Linked DNA regions of Homo sapiens: region 1 is linked to region 2. A link is an interaction called in ENCODE POLR2A ChIA-PET data of the cell type or tissue named here. Cell type or tissue: Caco-2. All regions are shown on one strand. Each heading gives the region's core, and the rest is flanking DNA. Links, peaks and the distances in the headings are about the cores only.

Evidence for each region. Peaks named below come from ENCODE experiments on the same cell type or tissue, not always from the same donor. Only the 100,000 strongest peaks of a DNase experiment are listed, where the experiment ranks them.
Region 1: POLR2A ChIA-PET joins it to region 2 with 5 read pairs; 4 of 35 experiments call an interaction of 5 or more read pairs at or near these places.

What each region holds. Positions count from the first base shown.
Region 1 is chr20:32,320,386-32,330,610 of GRCh38, reverse strand. KIF3B (kinesin family member 3B) reads right to left here. Exons shown (of 9, transcript NM_004798.4): 6 at 3,727-3,840; 7 at 2,950-3,055; 8 at 292-470. Among named protein-coding and RNA genes, the nearest start is that of ASXL1, 33 kb to the left of the region's middle. RefSeq lists an enhancer at 3,084-4,283. In Caco-2, for the core only: no CTCF peak of the experiment used is centred there; DNase peaks (open chromatin) are centred at 3,380, 4,010 and 4,670.
Region 2 is chr20:32,223,462-32,233,686 of GRCh38, reverse strand. It overlaps POFUT1 (protein O-fucosyltransferase 1), which reads right to left. Exons shown (of 7, transcript NM_015352.2): 5 at 5,232-5,424; 6 at 2,626-2,868. It overlaps LOC124904884 (a long non-coding RNA gene), which reads left to right and starts at 2,646. Exons shown (of 2, transcript XR_007067560.1): 1 at 2,646-2,933; 2 at 4,728-9,318. In Caco-2, for the core only: no CTCF peak of the experiment used is centred there; DNase peaks (open chromatin) are centred at 5,636 and 6,226.

The DNA of each region.
Region 1 (10,225 bases), core at 1,817-6,816, 98 kb before region 2:
ACTTAGAACTACCGGACACCTCATGAGAACAGAAGAACTGACTGCTATTTCACTAGAACACATTCACCTTATAGTAAGGGACTGGGGACATTAGGTATTCTGGTATTCGGTATACCCAGCATAGTGTCTCAACCATAAATATTTGTAGAATAAATAAGTAAACATAGGAGTAATATGGCAATATTTTCTAGTGTGTTCTGCAAAGTATTCCATGATAAACAAGCATTCTTGCTTTGGTTTGTCCTTGTTCAAACATGTTCTGTTTAAACACACGTCATCAAAGCCACTCACCTGGCCTTGGATTTCTTATTTGCAGTGCTTTCAAATGATGATGCATCCACCTGTATCTCATCTTCATCCTGCAGAGCCGCATCCAATGCAGCCTGGACCTTGGGGGCAATGGCTGGACCCTCATAGTCTCTGGTGGTCCGGCTGGGCATGTCCAGCTCTAACAGCACAATGTTTTCTGCCTGCAGAAGCACAGCCATCACCAGCTAGGTTAGCCTCCAACTGGACACAGGCAGTACAAGCAATCGAGGGCCCCTCCAAGAATAGAAGTGCAAATTGCTTGTTATTCAGGGCCTATCAAGAAAGAGCCTGCCTGAAAGAAGTGATGCCGTTTTACAACACCTAACTCCACCTAATTTTTTGCTTTTGCTTTCTTTCTTTTAAATAACTCAAAGCCAGGAAGAATGGCACCCAAAGAGCTAACTAACCGTAATCTTCTGTTTGGCTCTGGCTGCCAAGAGAGACTCAGAAACATCTAAAAATATTTCAAGTGAAAATCTTTCACTATAAAAATAATACAAGTTCCCTATTGATAGTTATAAAATACAGATGAGCAAAAAGAAAAAAAACATTGAGTGTGCTTCCACCAACCAGAGAAAAACAGTTTACATTTCAATATATTTTACATCAAATTTTATATCATATATATACTTCTGGTGTAAATTACTCTATAACTTAATACGTTGTGTATCCTAGTTCAGCCACTTGCCCCACTACTTGACCTTTAAGCAACAGGACTGAATGCATAGAGAAGATGGGGAAACTTAATTAGAGAAAGCAGTCAAGTGCTGGGTACAATGCCCAGCACACAGCAAGTGCTCAGCTGGGCATGGTCATCCCAGTGCTTTGGGAGGCCAAGGCAGGAGGATCACTTGAGCCGAGGAGTCTGAGGATACAGCGAGCTATGACTGTGCTACAGCACTCCAGCTTGGGTGACACAGTGAGATCCTGCCTCAAAAAAAAAAAAAAAAAGAAAAAAAAGGCCAGTGCGGTGGCTCACGCCTGTAATCCCAGCACTTTGGGAGGCTAAGGCGGGTGGATCACCTGAGGTCAGGAGTTCGAGAGCAGCCTGGCCAACATGGTGAAACCCCGTCTCTACTAAATATACAAAAATTAGCTGAGCGTGTTGGCACATGCCTGTAATCCCAGCACTCTGGGAGGCCGAGGTGGGTGGATCACCTGAGGTCAGGCATTCAAGACCAACTTGGCCAACATGGTGAAACCCTGTCTCCACTAAAAATACAAAAACTAGCTGGGTGTCGTGGCATGTGCCTGTAGTCTCAGCTACTAGGAAGGCTGAAGCACCAGAATTGCTTGAACCCAGGAGACAGGGGTTGCAGTAAGCAGAGCTCGCGCCACTGCACTCCAGCCTGGGCGACAGAGCGAGACTCCATCTCAAAACAAATTAATTAATTAATTTAATTTAATTAAAAAGTAGAGGCTCTCATGGCAGAGTTTCTATTTTTCTATTTTGGGGTCATTAAATAGTCCTCAATGATGTCCCTTTAAATGACTACATGACTGACACACATTTTGTGAGATGAAAGTACCTGAAGTTCTTTACGACAGGTCCATCTCCTGTCACTACACATCTGTGTTCTCTCCAGCCTTCCCACAGAGCCATTTTGAAGTTCATTGTTAATATTTACTGGCCATGACAGACAGGATGTTTGTACTCTCCTTCTCTAGTACTGACTTTTTTTTTTTTTTGAGACAGAGTGTCGCTCTGCCACCCAGGCTGGAGTGCAGTGGCACGATCTTGGCTCACTGCAACCTCCGCCTCCTGCCTCCTGGGTTCAAGCGATTCTCCTGCCTCAGCCTCCCGAGTAGCTGGGATTACAGGTGCCTGCCACCATACCCGGCTAATTTTTGTGTTTTTAGTTTTTGTTTTTTGTTTTTGAGACGGAGTCTTGCCCTGTTGCCCAGGCTGGAATGCAGTGGCGCGATCTTGGCTCACTGCAAGCTCCACCCGCTGGGTTCACGCCATTCTCCTGCCTCAGCCTCCCAAGTAGCTGGGATTACAGGTGCCTGCCACCATACCCAGCTAATTTTTGTGTTTTTAGTAGAGATGGGGTTTCACCACGTTGGCCAGGCTGGTCTCGAACTCCTGACCTCAGGTGATCCACCAACCTCAGCCTCCCAAAGTGCTGGGATTACAGGCATCAGCCACTGCGCCCGGCCTATTAGTTATTATTTTTATTATATTTACTTATTTATTTTTTGAGACAGGGTCTCACTCTGTCACCCAGGCTAGAGTGCTGTGGCATGATCTTGGCTCAATGCAGCCTCTGCCTCCTGGGCTCAGGTAATCCTCCCACCTCAGCCTCCCAAGTAGCTGGGACTACAGGCACACACCACCACACCTGGCTAATTTTTGTATTTTTAGTAGAGTTAGGGTTTCGCCACATTGCCCAGGCTGGTCTCAAACTCCTGGGAATCAACCAATCTGCCCACCTTGGACTCTCAAACTGCTGGGATTACAAGTGTGAGCTACTGTGCTCGGCTTATTTATTTATTATTTGTTATAATTGTTATTGGTATAAATGTCTTCAAGTACCTCTGGAAAGAAGGTATGAACTCTGAGTGGAATAGTATCTAAGGGCTTACACAAATCTAGACTCCAAAAGAGACAGGAGAAAAACCCAAGAAGGATCTTCTCACCCTATATCGGGCCTCTGGACGAATCATCATGGACATTCTTGCGTGCTGGCTCAATGGTCTCTTATATCCCACGGCTGAGACTGGCCGCTTCATCATCTGCTGGTTCCTGGAAATGAACTGCAGTGTTAAAGCCCTGGCTGGAGTCCTGTGGAACCAGCACTCGGAAGACACTGACAGAACCTGAAGCAAGTAACTCCCTGGACTGCAGGCTGACGTAAGTGGGACGGGAAATGCTTCTGTTTTCTGCTTGAGTTGCTTTCTGATTCAGAGCATCATGCATCTTTTAAGCCAGAAGAGATTTTTAATCATCACCCAGTTCTTAGACAGCATTCACAAAGCATAGCTGTCAACACCCCCCACCTCTGCATCCCTGCCAGGTGTCTCCCATCTTTCCAGCAGCACCCAGACTTAGCATGAGAATCCTTCTCAACACTGTGGGTCAGAATGACACACAAAGATAACAGCTCTGAATTGCCCCTTACGTGACCTAGCATACTTCACTTCACAGCTGGAGAAACAGAAATGCAGGAACTTTGGAAAGGTCACTTGCTCACTCACTAGTGACAAAGTCTCCCAATTCCTAAAACCACACTCATGATCAAACTTTTACCTGGTGGATCTATGGCAGCTAGAAAATCAGTAATGCAGTGGGTTTTGAGTTTAAATAAGCCAAACTGTGTTCTTATCAAACCCCTTTGTTGACCAGAGGGCTCTTGTTATCAACATTCTTTTCCTCCCTCATACTTGAAAATATACTTGAAGTTAATAGTGACTTACTCCAGTCTGGTTATAGGATGTAGTTTCCAATGATCTTCCTCTTCATCAAAGAAGGCTCTATTCATAATTTTACTTTTTTCTTCCAGAGGGATAAAGTTTTCTATAATAAGATGCCTGTAAGAGCACACATAACAGGTGAAAACAGATACAGAATACATATGAAGTGTCAGCTATCTGGTCTCATGCATGGTGAGTAATCAGGTAAGAGTCAAGGCACATAGCAAACATTTACTCAGCAAGTACGATGGGCCTAACATCATACAAAGAGCTGAGATACAGACACAAATGACATCTGGCTCCTGCCTGAAACAAAGGGTAATGGTGCAGCCCTGTTAGGTATAATAGGTACTGACAGTGGTCTGTCTTAGAAATATGGAGAGGTCACTTCTGCCTGGGAAGGGGCAGGATGTGAACAGGCTCAAGAGGGAGGTGACCCCTGGGCTATATTGGAGTGAACATTTGCTACCTGAAGTATCTTTCAGAGGGCCACTGGTGCTGATAACCAAGGTCATTAACTTCCAAAATGCCAAAAACAGAAGAAATTAAACTGCCTTACTCCAATCCCATGGCTCGTTGTCCAAGCTGGAAAATTTCCCATTCTAACTGACCAGGATAAAAAGCAGGACTAAGTGGATTTCAGCCCCTGAGAATGAAGACCATTCCTACTAACAGTCTCTGTCTGACAAGTGCCCAGGAAACACATCAAACAAGGAAACTGGAACCCACTGGTGGTGTCTCTCTATGGTGATGACTGTCTCCCATTATATCTCTGCCTTTACTCTTCTAAAGCCTCAGGACAAAACAATGCCAAAAGGAAATGAACATGGAAGGGACACAAAGCAAACAGCACAGAGGTATAGGGTACTGTGAGAAAGAGGCTGACTCACTGTTTACTCAAAAGATATAAAAAGAGATATAGGCCAGGCACGGTGGCTCATGTCTGTAATCCTAACACTTTGGGAGGCCGAGCCAGTGGATTGCCTGAGGTCAGGAGTTCGAGAACAGCCTGGCCAACATGGCGAAACTCTGTCTCTACTAAAAATACAAAAATTAGCTGTGTGTGGTAGTAGGCACCTATAATCCCAGCTACTCAGGAGGCTGAGACAGGAGAATCACTTGAACCCAGAGGGCAGAGGTTGCAGTGAGCCGAGATCACACCACTGCACTCTGGCCTGGGCCAAAGAGCAAAACTCTGTCTCAAAAAAAAAAAAAAAAAAAAAAAAAAAAAAGAGAGAGAGAGAGAGATAATAATGAAAATAGACTCCTTAGAAAAAAAAATATTTTGGGGAGCTAAAATTTTCTCTTTGACATTTCAGAAACTATTTTTTATAACACATATTTGGCTTTCTTCTGGTTACAATGATTCTATTTATTCATTAGAAAATGTAAAAAACAGGCCAGGCCCAGTGGCTCACACCTGTAATCTCAGTGCTTCGGGAGGCCGAGGTGGGTGGATCACCTGAGGTCAGGAGTTCGAGACCAGCCTGATAAACATGGCAAAACCCTGTCTCTACTAAAAATATAAAAATTAGCCGTGCGTGGTTGACCTGCACCTGTAATCCCAGCTACTTGGGAGGCTGAGGCATGAAATTCACTTGAACCTGGGAGGCAGAGGTTGCAGTGAGCCAAGATCGTGCCACCGCACTCCAATCCGGGTGACAGAGCAATACTCTGTCTCAAACAACAACAACAACAAAAAGAAAATGTAAAAAACATAATCACCCACAATTTCACTATCCAGAGATAACTATTATTATTATGTTGGTATATTTTGTCCTGATCTTTTTCTAGATGTACATACCTGCAAAGAGGACTGACCGACACACACATTTAATTAATTAATTAGTTTTTCTGGAGACAGAGTCTCACTTTGTCGCCCAGGCTGGAGTAAAGTGGCGCAATCTCAGCCCACTGCAACCTTCGTCTCCCAGGTTCAAGCGATTCTCGTGCCTCAGCCCCCGGAGTAGCTGAGACTATAGACACATGTCTCCATGCCCAGCTAATTTTTTTGTATTTTTAGTAGAGACAGGGTTTCACCATGTTGCCCAGGCTGGTCTTGAGCTCCTGAGCTCAGGCAATTTGCCCACCTCAGCCTCCAAAAGTGCTGGGATTATAGGCATGAGCCACCGCACCTTGCCTACATTTAATTTTAAGGGCTCTTTTCCAAATTTAAAATTTGATCATTAAAAGAATCCCTTTGAAAACTTCTTCTTTGGCCAGGCATGGTCATTTTGTAACCCCACTAATGAAATAATGGATCCAGACAAAGATCATCTGTTGGCTGAAACTATTAGCTCCACATTTCTCAGGCCAGGCTGCACATTAACGTTACCTACAGAGTTTTGAAAAATATCTTGCCCAGACCTCATGAGAGACCAAGAGTTCTCAAAGTGCATTCACCAAACCAGCAGAAGCAATACCTGGAACCTACTAGAAATGAACATTCTCAGGCCCTGCCCCAGCCTTTCTGAATCAGACTCCGGGTGTGATACCCAGCAATCTGTGTTTAACAATCCCTTCAGGTAATTCTGATGCCTGCTAAAGTTTAAGGACTACTGCCCTAGACCAATTAAATCAGAATCTCTGAGGTGGGGCTCAGACATCATTAATTTTTAAAACTTCTCAGTTTGTAGCCAAGGTTGGGAACCCGTGCTTCAGAGATAGCTTTCAGTTAGAGCTAAATAAAGGGGATAGAGATACAAGTTAATTGACACCATGAAGAAAGAGACCAACAAATCCAGAATGTAGTATATTTCTTCTTTTTTTTTTTTCTTTTGAGTTGGTGTCTCACTCGGTCACCCAGACTGGAATGCAGTGGCATAATCTTGGCTCACTGCAGCCTTGAACTCCTGGGCTCAAGCAATCCTCCTGCCTCAGCTTCCCAAGTAGCTGGAACTACAGGCACATGCCACCACTCCCGCCTACAATGTGGGATATTTCTACAGGCTATCTGATTCAGTCTTTTCAACAAGTCAACTATGAAAAATATGTATATATATACTTTTTGAGATGGAGTTTCGCTCTTGTTGCCCCAGCTGGAGTGCAGTGGCACAATCTTGGCTCACTGCAACCTCCGCCTTCCAGGTTCAAGCAATTTTCCTGCCTCAGCCTCCCGAGTAGTTGAGATTACAGGCGCCCGCCACCACACCCAGCTAATTCTTGTATTTTTAGTAGAGATGGGGGTTTCACCATCTTGGCCAGGCTGGTCTTGAACTCCTGACCTCATGATCCACCTGCCTCAGCCTCCCAAAGTGCTGGGATTACAGGTACGAGCCACCATGCTCGGCTGAAAAATATTTTTAAAAATAAAAAGAATTGGCTGGGCGTGGTGGCTCACTACTCGAGTAGTCCCAGCTACCTGGGAGGCCGAGGCAGGAGAATCACTTGAACCTGGGAGGCAGAGTTTGCAGTGAGCCGAGACCGCGCCACTGCACTCCAGTCTGGCGACAAAGTGAGACTCTGTCTCAAATAAACAAATAAATAAAATAAAAAATAAAAAGAATTGCCTCAGATTAAAATAAGTCTAAGAGACTTAATAACCAAATGTAACATGTAGTCCTAATATGTAGATCTTAAAACGAGCAAACCAAGAAAATCTGAATGTGGATTGGGTACTAGAAAATACTAAGAAACTTAATTTTTTTAGGTATAAAAATATCATTGTGTAGACAAAAATCAATTATATATAAATATAAATATATATAAATATATAAATATAAATATATAAATATAAATATATAAATATATGTAAATATATAAATATAAATATATAAATATATATAAATATATAAATATAAATATATATAAATATATAAATATATATAAATATAAATATATATAAATATAAATATATAAATATATAAATATAAATATATATAAATATAAATATATGTATATATAAATATGTGTATATATATAAATATGTATATATATAAATATGTATATATATAAATATGTATATATAAATATATAAAAATATATATGAATATGTATATAAATATATAAAAATATATATGAATATGTATATATAAATATATATAAATATATAAAAATATACATATAAATATATATAAATATATATAAATATATATATAAATATATATAAATATATATATAAATATATATAAATATATATATAAATAAATATATATAAATAAATAAATATAAATATATATAAATATATAAATATATATAAATATATATAAATATATAAATATATATATAAATATATAAAAATATATATATAAATATATATAAATATATAAAATTTTTTTTTTGAGACGGATTCTCGCTCTGTCGCCCAGGCTGGAGTGCAATGGCGCAATCTCGGCTCACTGCAACCTCCGCCTCCAGGGTTCAAGCGATTCTCTTGCCTCAGCCTCCCAAGTAGCTGGGATTATAGACACCCGCCACCACGCCTGGCTAATTTCTGTATTTTTGTAGAGACAGGGTTTCACCATGTTGGCCGGGCTGGTCTCAAACTCCTGACTTCAGGTGATCCGTCCACCTGGGCCTCTCAAAGTGCTGGGATTACACGTGTGAGCCACCATGCCCAGCCAGTATTTTTATATACTAGTAATTAATATTCCAAAAATAAAATTAAGAAAACAATGTCATATACCATAGCACCCAAAAAACCCTTAGGTATAAATTTAACAAAAGTGTAAGAATTATACACTGAAAACTACAAAACATTCTCGAGAAAAATTAAAGAAATAATAAATAAATGGAAAGACATCTCATGTTCATGGATCTGAATACTTAATACTGTTAAGATTACAATATTGCCCAAATTGATCTACAGATTCAATGTGATCAATATCAAAATCCCAGCTGGCTTTGTTTGCAGAAATTGACAAGCTGACCTTAAAATGTAGAGGCATACCTCAGAGATACTGTGGGTTTGGTTCCAGACTACTCCAATAAAGTAAGTATCACAATAAAGCAAGTAACACAATTTTTTGGTTTCCCAGTGCATATAAAAGTTATGCTTACACTATACTGTAGTCTATTAAATGTATAATACCATTTTGTCTACAAAAAGTATAGACTTTAAGAATACTTTATTGCTAATAAATGCTTACACAGAGACATGAAGAGAGCATATGCTGTTGAAAAAATGGTGCCAACAGACTTGCTTTATGCAGGGTTTCCACAAACCTTCAATTTGTAGAAAATGTAATATCTGTGAATTATAACAAAGCAGAGTGCAGTAAAACAAAGTATGTTTGAATATGGAAATGCAAGGGACCCTGAACAGTCAAAACACTCCTGAAAAAGAACAAGGCTGGAGGACTCACACTTCCTGATTTCAAAACTAACAAAGCTATAGTAATTAAGACAGAATGGTACTAGCATGAGGATAGATATATAGAACAATGGAACAGTATTGAAAGTCCAGAAATAAATAAATAAATGCTTAATTACGGTCAACTGACTTTCTTTTTTTTTTTTTTGAGACAGAGTCTTGCTCTGTTGCCCAGGCTGGAGTACAGTGGCATGATCTCAGCTCACTGCAACCTACACCTCCCAGGTTCAAGGGATTCCTCTGCCTCAGCCTCCTGAGTAGCTGGGACTACAGGTGTGCACCACCACACCTGGCTAATTTTTGTATTTCTAGTAGAGACAGGGTTTCACCATATTGGCCAGGGTGATCTCGAACTCCTGACCTCAGGTGATCCACCCACCTCGGCCTCCCAAATGCTGGGATTACAGGCATGAGCCACAGCGCCCGGCCCTGACTTTCAATAAGTATGCCAAGACAATGAAATGGGAGAGAAAAGCCCTTTCAACAAATGGTGCTGGAACAACTAGATATCTGCATCCAAAACACTGTACTTGAAACCCTACCTCATACCATACACAGAAATTAACTCAAATGGATCATAGACCTAAATGTAAGACCTAACACTATAAGCCTCTTAGAGGATCTAAGAGAATGAAACATGCGTCCACAAAAGAAACTTGAATATGAATGTTCACAGCAGCATTATTCATAACACCCAAAAGTAGAAATAACCCAAATGTCCATCAAATAATGAATGGATAAATAAAATGTGGTATATTTATACAACAGAATATTATTTGGTCATAAAAAATGAATAAAGTATTGATACATGCTACAACATGGAAGACTGTTGAAAACACTATACTAGCTTTGGCAACACAGCAAGACCCATCCTTATGAAAAAATTTTAAAAAATTAGCCAGGTGTGCTAGCATGCAACTGAAGTCCTAGCAACTCAGGAGGCTCAAGCAGGAAGATTACTTGAACCCAAGAGGTCAAGGCTGTGAGCTATGATGGCACCACTGCACTCCAGTCTGATTGACAGAAGAAGGCCTTATCTCTAAAAAAAAAAAAAAACTAACAAAACACACACATGCACACACACACACACACACATATGAAGAAAGCAGTCACAAAAGGCCACATTATTCCAACATTATTTCATTTATAAACTTATATGAAAGGTCCAGAAAAGGCAAATCTAGATACAAT
Region 2 (10,225 bases), core at 2,758-7,757:
GGGCCACTCCTTGGGCCCAATCATCACAATCTCTTGCCTGATGGACTGCAACAGCCTCTCCCTGGTCCCCTCACTGCCTCTCCTGGTCTGCTCACCACAGAGCAGCCAGAAGAAACTTTTCGAGATAACCTCACACCTGTCCTTCCCGCCCTCCAAGTGGAACACCCTTTAATGATGCCCTATTGCCCTTCAGATAAGGGTGACAAATTGTGAACGTGGCCTACAAGGTCCTCGCTGGGCCTCTTCTTATCCCACCCCCATCATCCAGCCCCTACCCAGGCTCCCGCCCTCCTCAGGACCTTTGTGCGTGCTGTGCTGTTTGGGGTGTACCTCCCTTTACCTGGTTAGCTCCTAGTTCTCCTTCGCATCTCGGCTTCAGTGGTGCCTCCTTGGGGAAGCGCTCCCTGGCCCTCTAGCCTAGGCCAGCATCCTCTGCTCTTCACTCTCACAGAACCCTGCTGCTCTACTTTGGAGCACACATCTCTGCTTATAGTTTCCACTCCTTAGTGATTCTCTGATTAGCATCATCTCCTGCCCCTGACTGGGGCTAGAGCTGTGTTGGTTTGCTCTCCACTGCTGGCCAGGCCCAGCACAGAGCCTGCCCCAGTAAAAATCTGGTGAGTGGACAGGTGAATGAATGGACCTGCCCATCTCTCTAGCAAGCTCCTGAATCCACCTTGTGGCCCACGTTATAGCTCTCTGCAGTCTCTTTTCCTGGGTCTAGAATGTGAGCCCTGGAGAGCGGGACCACATCTTATTTACTGGTACCCTTACTCAGCACTGGACCAGCTTAATGGAGGAGGAAGGCTTAGTTCAGGATAAAGGTGGCCTCTGAACCCATGGAGAAGGGAGTTGAGGGGTGGGGAGGGATGAGAAGACTGGCATAGGGACAGGAAATAGAAAATGGCAAGAGGTTCAAGGTGTAACAGATACACTGACTCCAAAAACTCACAAAAAAACTCCCTGGGACTCTCCAAATGCTTCAGCTTAGTATAGAGGTAGTTGGGGGTTGTAGGTAGGTGGGGGGAATGTGGGCAGAGTTGGGGCTGAAAGTGCTTTGCTGTTCCACAGAGATTTCTGATGTAACAAAAATCATCATCTTGCTATCTGGATTGTAGCAAAGAAATAATACCAGTTTAATCATGGCCAAAATCCCCCAAACAATTCCACTCACATTCTGAAACTTACCCACTCTGTGTCATGCCCATTATAATTAGCTCTGGGACTGCTTGGGTAAACTCTATCCTTTCTTGGAATTTTGGTTTCCTCAGCTATAAAATAGAGGGGTTGGGTTAGACAACCCCTGAGATCTCTCAGCTCTGATTTTCTCTTAATTATATTTTTCTTCTGCTTTTCTTTCTTTCTTTCTTTCTTTTTTTTAAATAGAGATGGGGGTCTCGCTATGTTAGGCCAGGCTGGTCTCGAACTTCTGGCCTCAAGCAATTCTCCTGCCTTGGCCTGGGATTACAGGCATGAGCCACTGTGCCCAGCCCCAGCTCTGATTTTCTGTTCAGTAGGTGGGGAGGAGATTAGAATGTGCTGACTTAGCACTTCCTCTCTGCACTGGAGCTTCCTGTGTCTGGGGTGAAAGAGAAGGGGAGGCCCTTGATATAAAGCCAGCGGTACCCAGTGTCTGCCTCTTAAGGCCTGCACAGCATTTACGGTTTTCACTCATCCTACAAAGTCCTATGGAATGCTTAATACTAATTCAGTCATTTTATCAATACGTACTCACTCATTGCCTGAGTATTACTCTTCACTGATATAGTAAGCACTGACCAAGAACATTCTAGTATTTACTCATGTACTGAATACTCACTATTCACGGCTTCTTCAACAGTTTGCTAAGCACAAAGATCCTTTCCTTCATTCATCAGCCACCAATTTCTACTACTGATGATAGCTAACTTTATTGAGCACTTATTTTGTAGCAGGAACTGTTTCAATTTCTTTACATCTGACCTTCACAACTGCCCTATGAGATAGGTACTATTCAGTCCCATTTTATAGATGAGGAAACAGAAGCACAGAGAGGTCAAATAACTTTTTCAAGGCTGCAGAGTGGGTAAATTCAAGTTCTCTGACTCCAGAGTCTCTGCTATTAACTCCTCCACTATACTGGATCTCTCCCCAGAGCCCACTCTCTACATCCTCATTCAACAAACTGACTGCCTACTAAGTGTCAGGCACTGTACTAGACACTGGTGATGGTAAGGCAGGGTTTCAGTCCCAAAGAGGTCGAAGCACCAGGCTAGACATCAAGGAATGTTAACAGTGAGTCAGCCTTGGACCCTGCCTTCAAGGAGCCCACAGCTCCTGGGAGGAAATAAGACATATTTCTACACCAGTCTCATACAGTCCAGAAAGTGCCCGAGAGAAGAAATGATATAGGGCCACGAAGGTCCCAGCAGGGATACGTGAGCTCCAGGAGTGGATGAAAACCTGGAAAGACTACGGAGGAGGCCTCTGAGCTGGGGTTTGAAGGAGGGTAGGAACTGAAGAGGAATGGTAGGTCCAGGCAAAAGGCTTGTAGGGGAGCCCGTGAAGCATGCAGTGGGCAGTGGGACCATCCTGGCTCCTCCTTTCATTCCCTTCCTACTGCACTCCCACTTGGCCCACACATACCTTCCCTTTGAAGAGCTGTTGGAGCTCAGGCACATAACTCTCGGAATCAGTAGCAACGTAGACCGACTGGGCATCCAGCGACCTCACCCAGAGCTTCACAGCCCTCTGGATCTCCTTCAGGTCAGGCAGGCACATAGTCATCGTGAGGGGGGCCGCTGTGCTGCGGCTGTAGCCCACACACTGCGGAGAGGCCATGAAGTGCGAGCCTGCAGTCCCGTCCTTCAGCATGGCACAGGCGTTCTTCTACGGAGAGCGGGGAACAGGGTTAAATACTGGCAACTGCCCTGGAACCCCAGAAGCAAGACCTGGTAAGTGGAAAAAGACAGGCTATACAGGAAGAACCTAACTACATTTTTTTTTTTTTTTTGAGACGGAGTCTCACTCTGTCACCCAGGCTGGAGTGCAGTGGTGTGATCTCCACTCACTGCAACCTCCGCCTCTGGGGTTCAAGCAATTCTCCTGCCTCAGCCTCCCGAGTAGCTGGAACTACAGGCACCCGCCACCATGCCCGGCTACTTTTTGTATTTTTAGTAGAGATGGAGTTTTGCCATGTTGGCCAGGCTGGTCTTGAACTCCTGACCTCAGGTGACCCACCCACCTTGGCCTCCCAAAGTGCTGAGATTACAGGCATGAGCAGCCGTGCCTGGCCTAACTACATTTTTTTTTTTTTTTTTTGAGAGGGAGTCTTGCTCTGTCGCCCAGGCTGGAGTGCAGTGGTGTGATCTCTGCTCGCTGCAAGCTCCACCTCCTGGGTTCACGCCATTCTCCTGCCTCAGCCTCCCAAGTAGCTGGGACTACAGGTGCCCACCACCACGCCCAGCTAATTTTTTGTATTTTTAGTAGAGACGGGGTTTCACCACGTTAGCCAGGATGGTCTTGATCTCCTGACCTCGTGATCCGCCTGCCTCGGCCTCCCTGAGTGCTGGGATTACAGGCATGAGCCACCACGCCCAGCCTAACTACATTTTTAAAGAAAACACTGAGGACCAGGCGCAGTGCCTCGCACCTGTAATCCCAGCATCTTGGGAGGCCGAGGCAGGCTGATAGCTTGAGCTCAGGAATTGGAGACCAGTCTGGGCAACGTGGCAAAACCCCATCTCTACAAAAAATACAAAAATTAGCCAGGTGTGGTGATGTGCGCCTGTGGTCTCAGCTACCCAGGAGGCTGAGGTGGGAGGACCACCACCTGAGCCCAGAAGGTGGAGGATGCGGTGAACTGTGATTTTGCTTGCCACTGCACTCCAGCCTCGGCAATGGAGTGAGACTCTGTCTCAAAAAAAAAAGCATTGAAGGAGGAGGAGTTAACAGTGGTTCTTTCTGGGCGGTGGGCACAGCACAGAAAGCCTGGCATTTTGAAACAAAAATTACTTTTCTTGGTCTTACTGCATTATCTGGGACATTCACTGAATTCTGAACAGTGGCAGTACTAACGGGCAGCCTTATATGATTCCCAACTACAGTGGGAACACTTCCAATAGCTCCCCAGGAGGTATGCTATCTGCTGTGGTTTCGAGAGATAGCCTTTATCAAGTTAAGGTGGGTCCATTCTATTCCTGGTTAGTTATGAGTTTTTATCATGAACAGGTGGTGACTTTTATCAAATGCTTTCTTGGCCTCTATTGAGATGATCATATGATTTTTCTTCTTTGGGTGTTAATATAGTAAATTTGATTACATTCTTGCGATAGATTTTTACGTGTTTTGTGTTGTGTGCTAATATGTTATTGGCTTTGACCTGTTAATATTTCACTTAGGGCCTATGCATTTGTGTTCATAAGCAAGAACAGGCTATAATTTTCTGAGCTGACCTTATCTGAGTTTGGTATTAGTGTTATGCTAGCTTTATAAAAAATAGAATCTTATATCTCTTGATGTTGTAGGAAAGTATAGATGGGAATTACTATTCCTTGAATGTCTGGTTGGAGCCACTCATAAGACATCCTGGCTCTGGCTCCCTTTCTTTGTGGGGGCTGGGGGAAAGAGGAGAGTTTAGTGGGTAAATGTAAGATTACCTCATCAATTGGCTATGAGTGAATTTTAATTTTAGTATTTTTCAAGTTTTCTGCAATGAGCATTTCTAACATATCTATATATCTTCTTAGGTAAATCAAGGTGACCATCTATATTGATTCTGTTATTTTCACACAGAGGTGAAAACCTCATTGGAATACAAGGATTCTGCACATTTAAACAGCCTCCAAATTCTGTTAGGATGACATCTTCATTTCTTGGGAGCCATGCCTCATCTCCACAGTCAGTTTTTCAACACGGAGTCTACCAGCCAGACACTGAGCTAGGACAGGGGACTCCTGGACTGTGGCCTCTTTATGGCTTGCTGCCTGACCTGGGGTCTGGCTTGATCTCTCAGTTTATCCATCTGTAAAATGAGGATAAAAACAGCTGCTGCTAAAGTGAGACCTGGCTGGCAGGCACTCTGGAGTTACATTTTGATATGTGCTGCAGTGGGATGATGGGACACAATCCCACGAACCAGAACAAGTGAGAGATCTCTGCTCTGGCTGGGACGCGGGGCCGATCCCTACAGGCCAGGGCCATGCTCAGGGACACATCCAAGTTAGCCAGTGAGAGAGGAAGGGGGAAGTTACCCAGTCAGAGCCAATGCGCAGATGAATGCCCACATAGGGCCGGACAAGGTGGGCATGAATCTGGGCCTCTCCCGTCTTCACCATTTCGTCTGACCATACCATGTACTTCTGTAGTGGCCTGTGTTCCTCTAGGACGGGGAACTGGGCTGGGGCTCCTGGCAGGGCAAGCACCGGATGTTCCTTTGGAGAAAATCTAGACAGGAGATGGAATGAGGGAAGTCAGAGGACGCACAGAGAGCCTGGCTGCCACCCCCACGGGAAAAAGGATGGTGTTGCACCATGCCCCAGAGACCCTGCGGAGGGGCCCCTGCAACACGCAAGAAACACGAGAGGTTGTGAAATACCAACGGGCTGATAAGGAACCTTGGTGGCGGCGGCAACAGGCACAATATGCAATACTGTCCCGCCACATGGAATTTACAACCCTCTTTGCTTGTCGAACAATTAAAACTTTACAGGAGAGCATTCCAACCTTTTATATGTCACACTGGCTTCCAATCTGCGGTGCAGTAATTCATTCCAGGGTGGGGTGTCTGGACCAAGCCTTTGCCCTTTTACCTACATGGCAGGACTGGGACATGCAGCTGCTTACAGAAGCAACGGCCAGGTCACACTCACAGGGACTATGTATACTGGATTTGAATCATTCATTCAACATTTAAAAAACATTTATTGATTGCCTACTATGTATTGGGACCTGGAGGAAAACAAGACAGGCATAGTCCCTGCGCTATGGAAGGGAGCAGGGGTCTGCAGGTGCCCCTATCATGCCCTCCCAAGCCCCTGCTTCCCCCTCATACACAGTCCATCTCATAATTATTTCACCTCTGTCCTTGCTGTGGGAAGGCAGTGCTCCAGTATGCGCAGAATAGTGTCTGGCACACCCAAGAGCTTGGTAAATATTTTTCTTTTCTTTTTCTTTTTTGAGATAGGATCTTGCTGTCACCCAGGTGTCACCCAGGCTGGAGGGCAGTGGCGTGATCTCGGCTCACTGCAATCTCCGCCTCCAGGCTCAAGGCAAGACCTTCCCATCTCAGCCTCCTGAGTAGCTGGGACTACAGATAAGTGCCACCAGGCCCAGCTAATTTTTTACATTTTTTTTGTAGAGACGGGGTTTCGCCATGTTGCCCAGGCTGGTCTCGAACTCCTGGACTCAAGTGATCTGCCTACTTAGGCCTCCCAGTGTTGGGATTACAGGTGTGGGCCACCGCGCCCGGTCAATACTTCTTGACTGAACAAATGAGGAGCAAACCTGTGTTCCCTCTTCAGCTAAACCCAGACTACCTCTCAGCAGCACGAAACCCCTTGCTGTTCCATGTTCACAATGCACTTTCAAGTTCTAGATCTCTGTATACTTCTTCCCTCCAGCTGGAGGGGGGAAGTGCCTTCTGCCAGCCAAAATCCTTTCCTTAAAAGTATGAAATGGGAACAGCCATTCTGGAAAACAGTTTGGCAGTTAGGCATGCAGTTACATGACCCAGCAATTGTACTCTTAGGCATTTATTCAAGAAAAATGAAAACTTATGTTCACACAAGCCTATACACCAATGTCCCTTGCAGCTTTATTCATAAAATAGCCCCCAACTGGAAACAACCCAGACGTCACTCACAAGTAAACAGTTAAACAAACTGCTGTACCTCTGTATCATGGAATATGAACCCCACCAAAAAAAGGAACACAGTATCAATACAGGCAACAATTTGGATGATGTCAAGGGAATTATCCTTGGGTCAGGGAGGGTGGGCAATCTCAAAGGTTATGTATTGTATGGTTCCATTTATATAAACATTTTAAAACAATAGCATGGAGAAGAGATTAGTAGTTGGCAGAGGTTAGGAATGGGGTGTATATGTTTAGGGAGGTGGGTGTGGTTATAAACTGGCAACACAAGGATCCTTGTGATAATGGAACTGTTCAGTGTATTAACTATAGTAGTGGATACATAAACCCACACACGATAAAACTGCACAGAAATACACACACACACACACACACACACACAGGCATGCACTCACACACTCAGAAGTAAGTACAAGAAAACTGAGTAAGATGGGTAAATTGTATCAATGTCAATATCCTGGTTGTGATACTGTACTATAGTTTTGCAAAATGTTACCATTGGGGGAAATTGGGTAAAGGGTACATGGGAGGTTGCTGTCTTATTTCTTACAACTGCATGTAAATGTACAATGACCTCAATGAAAATTTCAAATAAAAACTATGAAATATTTCAAACCATCCAGGCAAATACAGAAAATAATTTAATAATTTATATACCCATGACCCAAATCAGCAGAAACTAACTTTGCTTTGTTTCAGGTTTAAAAACAAAACAAAACAAACAAAACAAAAAACACACACCTAAATACAAGCTCATCCTGCCATCATCCTTCCCAGAGGGTAATGTGTTTTAATGTATGATTGCACTTTTACTATAGACATCAAAAAGGAGGGGAGTGTTCTTCTGCGTGCTTTCTATGGAGTGGAATGATGAAGATTGTAGGTTAAGCCAGAATGCTTTGTTCCAATGTTGACTATGCCACTAGCTAACTTGGGCAGGTGACTTTACCACTCTGTGCCTTAGCTCCTCATCCACATAATAGAGATAACAGTTCCCACATCATAAAGCTGTTTTTTTGTTGTTGTTTTTGTTTTTTTTCAATTGTGGTTGGGTGTGGTGGCCACTTCTGTAATCCCAGCACTTTGGGAGGCTGAGGTGGGCAGATCACTTGAGCCCAGGAGTTCAAGACCAGCCTGGGGCAACATGGCAACACCCCATCTATCCAAAAATATCAAAAAATTAGCCAAGTGTTGTGGTGTGTGCCTGTGGTCTCAGCTACCTAGGAGGCTACATGGGAAAATCGCTTGAGCCTGGAAGGTTGAGGCTGCAGTCAGCCATGATCGTGCCACTGCACTCCAGCCAGGGTGGGAGGGTGAGACCTTGTCTCAAAAAAAATTTAAAAAAGTTGACCGGGCGCGGTGGCTCACGCCTGTAATCCTAGAACTTTGGGAAGCCAAGGTAGGTGGATCACGAGGTCGGGAGATCGAGACCATCCTGGCTAACACGGCGAAACCCCGTCTCTACTAAAAATACAAAAAATTAGCCACACGTCGTGGTGGGCACCTGTAATCCCAGCTACTTGGGAGGCTGAGGCAGGAGAATGGCGAACCTGTGAGACAGAGCTTGCAGTGAGCTGAGATCGTGCCACTGCACTCCAGCCTGGGCAACAGAGCAAGACTCCGTCTCAAAAAATAATAATAAAAATAAAAAATAAAAAAAGGTTGTATATATTTACGATATACAATATGATATTTTGATCTACATGTATGTAGTTAAATGAATAGTACAGCCAAGCTAATTAATATATCCATTTATAGGGCTACTGAGAGGATTAATGTATTATCAAAGCAAAGCATTTAGAACAGTACCTTGGCACACAGAAAGCTCTCAAAGAATTCTAGCTCTTATCATCATCACATTGCATGTAACCTAGTTAAAGGTTACATATAAATCTAATCAACTTTCTAAAAATTCAACTTTATGTTTCAGAGACTTGGCCATGTTGATCATGTGGATCATGTGGTTGTATTAGCTTCTCTAAAAGTTTTCCATTTTGTACAAATAAACTGCAATTTACCTACCTATTTCCCTCTTGCTAGACAGTGAGGTCGTTCCAATCTTTCCCTCACACAACAGTGCTGTGACAGACATGCCACTCATTCTCCACACCCAACAGAGACTGCTTGCTCAGCAAACACCTTCCACACCTCCAAGGTCAGTCGCAATTCCCAAGCCTCACCTCCTTAGGGAGTGTTCCCTGTCCCACTTCTCTTGCTGCCTTCTGCACAATGATATGCCCTGCAGCCACTTTCCCTGCCCATGGAACTGTCAGCTGGTGAGGCTGGGGACCCAAGCAGCCTGTTTGCCATTGCTCCCACATACGCTATCCAAGGCCTGTGTCACTTACACAGGCCTCGGACCAGTGACAAGAAAGTGTTCCTTGATGGTCCAGCTGTGCGACACTTATCTTGCTAGACTCTAGTTTTCTTTCCTTTTTTTTTTGAGATGGAGTCTTGCTCTGTCACCCAGGCTGGAGTGCAGCGGCGTGATCTTGGTTCACTGCAACCTCCGCCTCCCAGGTTCAAGTGATTCTCTTACCTCAGCCTCCTGCGTAGCTGGGATTACAGGCACGTGCCACCATGCCCGGCTAATTTTTGTATTTTTAGTAGAGACGGGTTTTCGCCATGTTGCCCAGGCTGGTCTCAAACTCCTGACCTCAGAAGATCCGCCCGCCTCAGCCTCCCAAAGTGTTGGGATTACAGGCGTGAGCCACCGCGCCTGGCCTAGACTCCAGTTTTGTTTATATGTACATAATTGTGCATTGTTTATTGGGCCTCATTATGTGATAGGCAATGCTCCAATTGTTTGTGTATATTAAGTCATTTGATTTTCACAAGAGCTCTGTAAGGGAAGTATTACTGTCATTCTCATTTTACAGGTGAGGAAACTGAGGCACAGAGGTTAAGTAACGTGCCCAAGGTTGCACAGCTAGGAATTGGTGGAGCCAGGATTTAAATCCAGGCAGTGTGCTCCAGATCCTATGTTCTTAACTACTACCCCTTACTCCCATCTCCCCCACCCTTGACAATGAGCTGAGTCTGTGGCTTAATCTTCTGATTCCCAGCCCCAGCATGGACCTTATCACATGGTAGGCATGATAAATATTTTTAGAATAAATGAGAAAGATTTGGGGACCTCACCAGAAAGACCCGATCAGGCTGTCAGGGGTTAGAGAAGGAAGGAATTCATATTACCTGAGTAGCTACTATAGGCCAGGTCTTCAGCTAATCTTTCAGATGCTACCTCAAAAGGATTTTCAAAGGAAAGCCAGAGTAGATCTCCCAGTGGGGCTGGAATATCAGGATAAAACCAGGATCTGCGGCCCCCTGCCACCCCCCGACCTCTTGGAAAGCACCTGCAGCCAACCTTCGG